Regions from separate parts of the Homo sapiens genome. Here region 2 is linked to region 1. A link is a loop called in an ENCODE intact Hi-C map of the cell type or tissue named here. Cell type or tissue: endothelial cell of umbilical vein. All regions are shown on one strand. Region 1 overlaps PDE7B (phosphodiesterase 7B). Region 2 overlaps PDE7B (phosphodiesterase 7B).

The links. A loop is a pair of places that touch in the nucleus more often than their neighbours do. Peaks named below come from ENCODE experiments on the same cell type or tissue, not always from the same donor. Only the 100,000 strongest peaks of a DNase experiment are listed, where the experiment ranks them.
Region 2: it touches region 1 in a loop (6-fold over the local background); 1 of 110 quality-filtered maps calls a loop at or near these places.

The regions. Positions count from the first base shown.
Region 1 is chr6:136,065,590-136,070,589 of GRCh38, forward strand. The region is part of intron 2 of PDE7B (phosphodiesterase 7B); the gene reads left to right. PDE7B-AS1 (PDE7B antisense RNA 1) reads right to left here. Exons shown (of 4, transcript NR_149042.1): 3 at 4,635-4,742. Among named protein-coding and RNA genes, the nearest start is that of PDE7B-AS1, 4.7 kb to the right of the region's middle. RefSeq lists an enhancer at 2,070-2,614. In endothelial cell of umbilical vein, no CTCF peak of the experiment used is centred here; DNase peaks (open chromatin) are centred at 622, 2,252 and 3,732; H3K27ac peaks cover 3,953 bases.
Region 2 is chr6:135,992,462-135,997,461 of GRCh38, forward strand. The region is part of intron 2 of PDE7B (phosphodiesterase 7B); the gene reads left to right. Among named protein-coding and RNA genes, the nearest start is that of PDE7B-AS1, 78 kb to the right of the region's middle. In endothelial cell of umbilical vein, no CTCF peak of the experiment used is centred here; a DNase peak (open chromatin) is centred at 2,940; H3K27ac peaks cover 1,745 bases.

The DNA.
Region 1 (5,000 bases):
CATATACCCTGAAGCCATACATGTTGCTTTCCAAAAAAACCAAACCAAACCCAACAGCAAACAAGAAATTCAGGGTATACAACCGTATATCAATTAATATTAAATTATAGAGTTCAGTGTCTCAGATTCTATTACATGGTGATCATGTAACGTTTTCATCTAAATAGTTTAGTTTATTCTGGATTTTTCAAAGTCTGATTAGGCATAAATTTCAGAAAGATCAGATTTCTAGAATAGCAGCTATTATGGAACAGTTAATATTTCAGATTTTAACCACTAAGATATGCTCTTTATTTTTTATCAGTTCTTAGTAACAATGTGAAAATAGTATTTCCCCCTGTGATCTTCAGAGTTCTAACTGGTGGTTTACAACAAGGTCACCAATTTTACACACCACTGCCAATGGCTTCCTCAAAGTTCACAATCCAGTGATTTCCATAAAGGCTTTTTTTGTTTGTTTGTTTTAAGTTTTATCCAGGCATGTCTATATGTGGCTCTTTCCTTATTTTTAGCCAGTCTGACTTAATAGCAGTTCAGAAGGAAAGACTCTTCTACCTGCGAGGCAATACAGCAATTCCTGTTTCCATTGCACAACAGCACAAAGGCCTTGCCCATAATATTATACTTAATGCTGGGAAATGTGACTGACTCCCCCAGGATGACTCAATAACCCTTAGAGCAGATGTGCACCTTGGATTCCATGTTTGCTGTTTGGGTTTGGTTTGGTCCTTTTAGAAGGCAAGATGCATGGTCTCAGAGTAGATAGGAGAGGTGGGATGACTCCGAACCAAATACTGAACAGAAATGAAACGTTATTGATGCTCCTTTACAAAGCCATCATTTTCTTATTATAGCACCCACAAATATGAGAGATTCAAAGCCCTTAGAGAACATGAATGTGGCACTTTGGATCTTTGAATAAGTTAATGAAATAGGCATAGCCTGGGCAACTGCAAAAGAATAGATGTTCAGCCCTTTCGCTATGCAGGTGCAAACCAGTTATGAAAACAGATATTTAAAGTTTTTACTAAAAATCCTTTTTAGGATTTTTAAAAAACCTTCAGGTATGCAATATATCCTGTTACACAAAGTCTCATGATAAATACTCTTTAAAAAGAAAAAAAGTTGAATATCACTTAGCAACCGAAGAACAAAAGCAGAAGAAATGGAGAGACAGAGCACAAAGCTGAAGCTAGGGAAATATGAATACTGGTTACATCCTTATCAATGACTCCCTGAGTATTCCTTTGGATAACCATAACCTTTTTTTTTTTTTTTTTGAAATGAGGCCTCACTGTGTCACCCAGGCTGGAGCACAGTGGCACAATAGATGGTAGCTCACTGCAGCCTAGAACTCCTGGCCGCAAGTGATCCTCCCATCTCAGCCTCCCAAGTAGATGGAACCACAGGTGTATGCGACCACACCCAGCTAATTTAATATTTTTTATAGAGATAGGGTCTTGCTATGTTGCCCAGGTCTCAAATTCCTTACTTCAAGCAATCCTCCCACCTCAGCTTCCCAAAATGCTGGAATTACAGGTGTGAGCCATTGCACCCAACACAACAACCATGTTTTTTCTCTGTAGGAATTCCTCCACACATTGGGAATGTATCTTTCTCCTTCATTCACAGAAATGTTCTAGATAATAAGATGAGGCATGCATGTAAAATTTTCAGCTTAAAGCATCTTCAAAGGAACAATTTACCCATTTTTCTCCAAACCAAATAATCCCAATTCTAAGTGAGACTTTATTGAATTTATTTCTGTTTCTCAGCCCTAATCATCTGCCTTTGCTGATTTCCATTGCCCACTTTCAAATCCCTACTAGACTTTATGAAGACCTGTATACCCAAAGCCCAGTGTAAATATTTTTAATTGAAATGAAGGCATGAAATGTGTTAGAATTTAACATAAAACCTAAAACTACATAGGACATTCTAATTAAGACTTGACTAGCAATATCTAGGGACTTCTATGCCGGAAGCATAACTAGAATTAAAGTGTTTGACTTCTTCTTTTTAACTTTTTTGGTTTGCTTTGGTTTTGTATTCTATTTCAACTATTCTAAGTGTGATTTTTGACCAGCATTTAATGTTGATATAGATGTGGCTTCACATCTAAGCAAGGAAGGTGTTTTTCAAGTGCTGGAAGTGAGCTGCCAGTATTTCCCACACATCAGGCCTTGTTTTTTCAACACCTTGTGGATCGCTAATTGGAGTTTGCATAATCTACCGCCAAATTGCAAGCATTCCTTTGAGATGAGTGGAACACACACTTCCCTTCCAGAATCAATGAAAAGAGAAGGTCAGGAAGAGGAAAAGCAGCAAACAATGATCTAATTAATTTAGAAGAAACTGAATTTCTGGTTCTTGATTTCCTTCAGAAGAAAAAAATGAAATGCCACCTGAAAGGAATGTTTGTGATTCATGTTTTAATCCCCCAAACAGTTCAATTGTTAGCTGCTGTCGACGAAAAAGAGTTAAGACTCTGTAAAATATTTGAAGAGAGTTAGTCCGAGCCAAATATGAGTGACCAACGGCCCGTGACACAGGCCCAGGAGGGCCTGAGAACATGTGCCCAAGGTGGTCAGGCTACAGCTTGGTTTTGAGCATTTTAACATAAGACATCCAACAGTACATGAAAGATGTACATTGGTTCTGTCCGGAAAGGCAAGACAACTAGGAGAGTTGGGGCTGGGAGTGGGGGCGGCGTGCCAGGTCATTAGTGGATTCAAAGATTTTCTGATAGGCAATTGGTTGAAAAATCTAAAGACCTGGAATCAATAGAAGGGAGTGCCTGGGTTAAGAGAAGGGGTTGTGGAGACCAAGATTCCTTTTTTTTTTTTTTTTTTTTTTTTTGAGACGGAGTCTCGCTCTGTCTCCCAGGCTGGAGTGCAGTGGCGCGATCTCGGCTGACTGCAAGCTCCGCCTCCCGGGTTCACACCATTCTCCTGCCTCAGCCTCAAGAGTAGCTGGGACTACAGGCGCCCGCCACCACGCCCGGCTAATTTTTTTGTGTTTTTAGTAGAGACGGGGTTTCACTGTGTTAGCCAGAATGGTCTCAATCTCTTGACCTTGTGATCCACCCGCCTCGGCCTCCCAAAGTGCTGGGATTACAGGCGTGAGCCACCGTGCCCGGCCTTCAAGATTCTTATTACACAGATGAAGCCTCTGGGTAGCAGGCTTCAGAGAGAATCGATTGTAAATGTTTCTTAATCACACTTTAAAAGGTGCCAGACTCTTTAGTTGATTCTCTCCTGGATCAGAAAAAATACATAGAATGGGTCAAATATATGTCAAAGCAATCTGTTTTGGGGTAAAATACTTCGATTTCTTTCAGGGCCTGCTATCTCATGTTAGTATCTTATTGCGACAAAGCATCTGTTTTGTCAGTCTTAAGGTCTCTGTTTTAATGTCAGTGCTGGTCACCTGTGCCTGAATTCCTAAGGGAGGAAGGTATAATGAGGCATGTCCAACCACCCCTTCCCCTCATAGCCTGAACTAGTGTTTCAGGTTTACGTTAGAATGCCCTTGGCCCAGAGGAGGGATCAATTCAGTTGGTTGGGGGGCTTAGAATTTTATTTAGGGTTTACACTGCCCATAGCAAAGGAGAAAGAAATAATTTTGAAATAACTTTAAAATGTGCTTTTGCTTTAAAGGCTGAGGAGCTGGAAGCAGTAAGCAAGCGGGGACAAATCATGAGGAGAAAACACTCTCAGCATGCAGTGAATCATCTTTAAACCATTCACAAGCACGTGCATAAGTAAATATGTACATGTGAGGCTACACTGATCAAATCCATGGAGGAATTAGAAAATAATCAGTAGTGAATGCATCCTCCATCAACAAGTCCTAATGGTTTCCCCTTCAATTCAGTCCTTGAAATTGTACAGTTCAAAACTGTCTCAGAAAAGCAAGGCTAATATTCTTTAAAAAGCATTTGATTATATAAATGTGCAGAGTTTTTAAGGCATTCAAGAATACAGTTATTGCCTATTTTAAATTTTTGAAATTAATATCTAGCCAATTAAAACAAACTAGGTCTTTTAAATGAGTCATTTTCAGCTTTTTTAAACACTTAGTTCTATAATATACAGTTATAAAGTGTGAAAAATTATCTTCAATTTTTGTTTGTTTTAAATTACTGTTAAAATCACAATATCTTCATCAGAAAATAGAGCAGAGATGAATTGCCTTGGTAAAAATATCACAAAAATTAATGTTAAAAAATTCAGAATGGTAAATGAAGTGCTTAAAGAATCAGTTTAAAAGATGGCAAATCTCTTTTTCTGTCTATTGATCAATGAAACTATCTCTAATCCGAGTCATCATTAAAGTGTTATGCAAACAGAAATCTGAATTCAAATGAGCACAAAAGACCCCAAAACTTTAAGTATATTAAACTGATAAATATCAAAAAATTAGAAATTCCCCCAAGAGTCAACTCTTTCTCAGCATACATATTAAGTTGCAGGGAACTGATCAGTTGAATAGCTCAACTCAACTATATTCAACTGTATTCAGCTGCACTGTATCTTAAAGTATGAAAGCCTATATAAAAAAAAAAAAACAGAAGATTTAAAATGAATTTTAAGAAACAGCTACTTAAACTCAAAACCAGTTGATAAACATACCTTTTGATGCAACAACAGGAACAGTGTAATTAAAAGTGGATTAAGTCCTTGAATTCCAATTGAACAGGAGAGGAAATCCAATATATTTGAATTCTTTTGGGTTAGAATCTGTCAATGATATTAAGGCAAATTATTTATAATTTCACAATGATATCCAGTTAGAATATTTATTAATCTTTATAAATACCCATCCAATTTGCTTTCAGGCCTATATTTTTCACATTTTATATGACTATAATATGTCATTCTCAAATAATATTAGCATAATCAAGTCTCATGAATAACAATATTGTTGAAAAAATATTAAGTGTTCTCTAATCTGCTTTTTTTATTTTAAAAGGTTAGTTAATGGCATTGATCCAGATA
Region 2 (5,000 bases), 73 kb before region 1:
TTTAGCTTATAATATGTTAAAGTTCAAATCAAGCCAGCACTGCACAGTGCCTAACACTGGGTCTTGGGCAGTAAACACTTAATAACACCTGTGATGATACTTCAAATTTTTTTTTCCAAGTTTTTATGCATTAGAATAAACAGATTAACTTTCCTTTTTACTTAATTGTTCCCTGTAGCTAGAGTTTGTGGATGGTTTATATTCAGGATAAATGATAGCAAATGAAGGAAAATGTGACTCAAAATATGTGCTACATGTCCATTTATGTTTCATCTACGGATATTAAAATATTATTTCCCAGTGTTTGGTCCATGGAAAGAACACACTTAATAAACTTCAAAGTAACTCTGTTCCATAAGTGGGAATAGTAATTTCTATGAAGTATGAAACTTTACAGTTTATAAAGTGCTTTCAAGTACACAATCTCATGTGCCCCTCCCAACAGCCCTGTGAAGTAAGTGTAGGGTAATGACTTCTTATTTACTTGGCTGGAGAATATGGTTGGAGAAAATTCAGTGACTTGCCCAATGTCACACAGTGAGTTGTGAAACCCTTTAGTGGTCCAAATGCTCCTATCATCACGCCCAGTTGTTACCTTCTCCATCCTCATTGTGAGCTGAACTCCCCGTCCTCTGCAGTCTGGTCAACCCCTGCTACATTGGGCCAGGTCACATTTCTGTAGGTGGCATGAAAAAAATGGAGACAACTCTGATAGGTGGACTCAACTGGTGAGAGGTGAAGGCTATCCTGAATGTGACTCTAAAGATAAACATCAAAAGTTCAGCCTTAGCCAACATCTTAGCATTCCGCAATAGAGTTGAAGGTATCACCTATTTCATCTTTCAGAGGAGTGTCTTCTTGGTTCTTAACTCCATCGTTTTCAAGCCTGGCTAACCCTTGGAATTACCTGGGAAGATTTTTAAAATTCAGATGCTCCAGTCTCATCATGCAGTGATTCTAGCATCAGGCTCAAGCACTGATATTTTTGAAAGCTCCCCAGGTGACTCTAACGTTCAGCCAGGGTTGAGCGCCCCTGATACAGCTGAGAAGGCAGCAAGACTGTTATAAGCTGGCACAGAAGCAGCCTTCTTCTCCCTTAAACTAGGTAAAAAGAGCATGTCTGTTGACAGTCCTAACCATTTCTATGAGGAGGCCTTGTGTAATTTCAAAGCAAGCCAGAAACTTGTGTCTACTCAGGAATTCCTGTGGGACATTATTAAAGGGTTTATGGTTAACTGATGGGCTGAATTAATGGTGAGCATTAAGGCAGATTGAACCTCAAAATTCGGGCAGATTAACAAAGTGACCAAGGTAGAGGTAGAGATTTCAAGCTTAACTTTGAGTTTCCTATCTTTCATAAGACAAGTACTGGTGGTAATAAAAAGCATGCTTTCTTTCCTTCACCAGTCAAGTGGATGTGGACCAGCCCTTATAAAAACTCGGGTCTATCCAAAGAGACATAGGAGGAGAGGTATAATTAACTTGAGTAAGCAAAGTAATAAACAACAGCAGCCTGAAAAACAGCTTGCAGAAATCTAAGAGGGATCCCAGTTTCTCAGTTCTGTTTTTAAACTACCCCTTCCTTTAATCTCCTGCAGAAGTAAACTCATAGAAATTATACTAAGAACTAAAGTTGCCTGTTCTTGTATTGGATCTGTGTGTGTGTGTGTGTGTGTGTGTGTGTGTGTGTGTGTGTGTGTGTGTTTTATGTATATTAAGAAGGGAGGTGGGAAGGAGAGGACATTGGCCTAATTACCACTGAGATTGTGTCTTGTGAATTCCATTGAGGAAACACTTCAGAATAAGCACATTTGTTAAAGTGGATGAGTTATTTTACACTTCATACGAAAATGAAAAGATGAATGTATCATTCACAGTTATATTACTAGAGGTGAAAAAAATAGTATGGTTCTCCTCAACAGGGCTGAGTTACACAAATTTTATCTGAAGCTTCTATTTCACCAAAGATACATTTGACTCCATCCTACCTAGAGTAAGGAAATATTTAATTATTAATTAATCTTTTGCAGCAAAGCACATGTATAAATGGATTCAGAGTTAGAAAGCCATTAAAGCCAACTGAAATGTCTCCACAATTTATAGAAGTCATGGATACAATAGAGCCTATAATACACTCAAAATCCGATTGGAAGAGACTTTTTAAACTCAAGAACACTGTCTTTATTATATTAGAAGACTAATGAATCTCATTTATTCAATTATATTCAACAAGCACTTATTGAGGATCTAGCACAGGTTTGGCATTGTTGAGAGTAAAGAATAAGATAGCAACTCCTCATAATAACTACAAATACGTATTAAACAATTCGAGAATGCTAAGAATTATTATATTAGCATGTACTAAAGCTCTCATTTTAAAAAATATTACTACAGAAAATGTGGCATAGAAACAGTGAGTGCTATCAGCAATTCAAAGGATCTAAAACAGAGTTAGTCATAGTCATAGGGCTCAGTTTTTATCTTTCCTCATGCTCTCAAATCTTCCTAAAACAGCACTTTCATCAATAGTAAGCACTGGCTTCCCCATAATCAAAGATTATTCAGAATGAGACCTATCCATCCTGCTTCTTCATGTCCCCTCCCAACTCTGCATCCTCTTATCAGTGAGGCCAAGTCCCTTCATGCTGCCCTGGGACCCTTTGGCCCGGGCCTTTGGTCACACAAATCCTACAGGCCTCCAGGCCCTCTGGCCACCAAGTTCATGTCCCAAACCTTAACCCTCCCCCGGCCCCACGCTCCATACATATGTACCACCGCTACTCAGTCCATACTAATCCATCTAAATCCAGCCACAGACATGCAACTTCCTCTGACAAATCCAGGAAAAGGAAGCATGGTGTGTATCAATAGAAATGTGTCTGAATCCCACTATCTTGAAAACATTAAAGATTCTAAAAAATATATTTTTTAAAGGTTTACATCTGAAGGAGATAAAAATAGTATTTTTTGTTGTTGTTGGCAGAACAAATTTCTGACTCATGCTTAATCAGCCAGTGAAGACACTGATGAGTATGAGTCGATTCAGGGGTAACAGCAGAAAATGAAAGCCAGTGTGGACAAATGGGAAGTTGGTCTCTTCTGAGGAGAATAGAAAATTAGTGTTAGAAAAAGACCGTTGTGGTGAAGTTCTTAAAAGTGACCAGCATACCTATATGTTCTGTGCAAAACAGGTTATCTTCCTCTGCTCTGCTTAGCTGATTAGTCTGAGAGACGTTCTTACCAGCCCAGGGATACCAGCGCAAAGCCTTGCCCATATCCATTAACTAAAGACATTTCACAACAAGACAATTTGAGTGAATTATAAATAGTCTAAACTTATTTGTAAATGGAATAATTGGAACTACATTAAAATAAAAATTAATGAAGAGAATTAACATAAACATAAAGAGGTTTTTTCTTTAAAAGCCTATTATAAGGAATTGTTTTATAATTTAATTGTTAATTAACACCATAAATTTCTCAGCTTTCTTTAAATAAATGGATACACACATGCACACACACAGAGAAGGAGAGAGAGTTGGTGCTTTTTATTTTTATTTCTCAAAGTTAGATCAAATCTCATGAAAAGTTTACCATTGACTAAAATAAAACCTCTACTTGATGGTGATACATGCCTAGACACAGGATCTTTACCAAGAGAACATCAATTTCCTAGTGTCAAATAGGCAAACCTAAATAAATATATTGAGAATAATAGCATATAATTTTCTAATTTCAAAATTATGACTTTATATTTTGGCATAATTATTGGTCCATTTGTAAACAAGAATGTCTTTCAAACTGGTTTTTCTAGATTTCTAGATTTGTTTATTCAAACAAATCAAGCAAGGATACTTGCTGTTATATAGATCACAAATATGTTTGAGCTAAAAATTAACTTCAGTCAGAAATTCACTGATTCACCAAATGATTCAACTACTAATATGTGATAGATTTAGATTCCCTTTAACTTACATATTGTATAGACTCCCTACCACTAAGAAGTAACATAATACCGTATTAGTTTTCTATCCTTACAAAAGGCGAGAAAATAACGGAGGCAAAAGCACAGATTTTTATCAATATAGAACAAGGAGGACTGTTTTGTAAGTTTTTCTCACATTAACCCATTTAGACAATCTAGCTTTGTTGCTGAGAGAAGTATCCGTTTCTCTTTTTAACTCATTCTCTGTCCCTGTGTCAAATGCTAAACAGCAGAAATATGTTCATTTGGTCCAACTGTAGTCTTTTATCTTAGTCTTGTTTTGATCCAATACTGAGAAGAAAAATCCATCTAGTTACCCTACTTCTTTTCCAGTATGCACAGCACTTGTGTGAGTAAATATGAAGGATCCAGGGTAGATAACAGCAAATATACTGTTTGGTATTTTCTCCTTCCGAGAAATAGCAATACCCACTTAGAGCACAGGGATGCTGTGAAGATTAGTCACATTAAATTTGAGTATAGTCCATTGGAGATATGCTACTGTGATCAACTGTTAAATCTGATAAGAAACACTGAGACCATCATCCACTCCTCTGAACTATCCTTTAATAGCCCAGTCCCGATGGAAGCTGGAGGCCATCATTCACTTCAAATCTGTGACTTTATTCTCGGTTTTTTTGTTGTTGTTGTTTTATTTTTTATTGACCATGTGGTAATTTCAAGAAGCAGGCTGGGCACAATGGCTCAACCCTGAAATCCCAGCACTTTGGGAGGCCAAGATGGGCAGATTGCTTGAGCCCAGGGGTTCAAGACCTAAGCAATATGGTGAGGCCCTGTCTCAACAAAAAATCCAAAAATTAGCCAGGTGTGGTGGCATGCACCTGTAGTCCCAACTACTAGGGAGGCTGAGTGGGGAGGATAGCTTGAGCCTGGAAGGTCAAGGCTGCAATGAGCCATGATCATGCCACTGCACTCCAGCCTAGCTGACAGAATGAGACCCTGTCTCAAAAAAAAAAAAAAAAAAAAAAAAAAAAAAAAAAAAAAGCCATAGAAA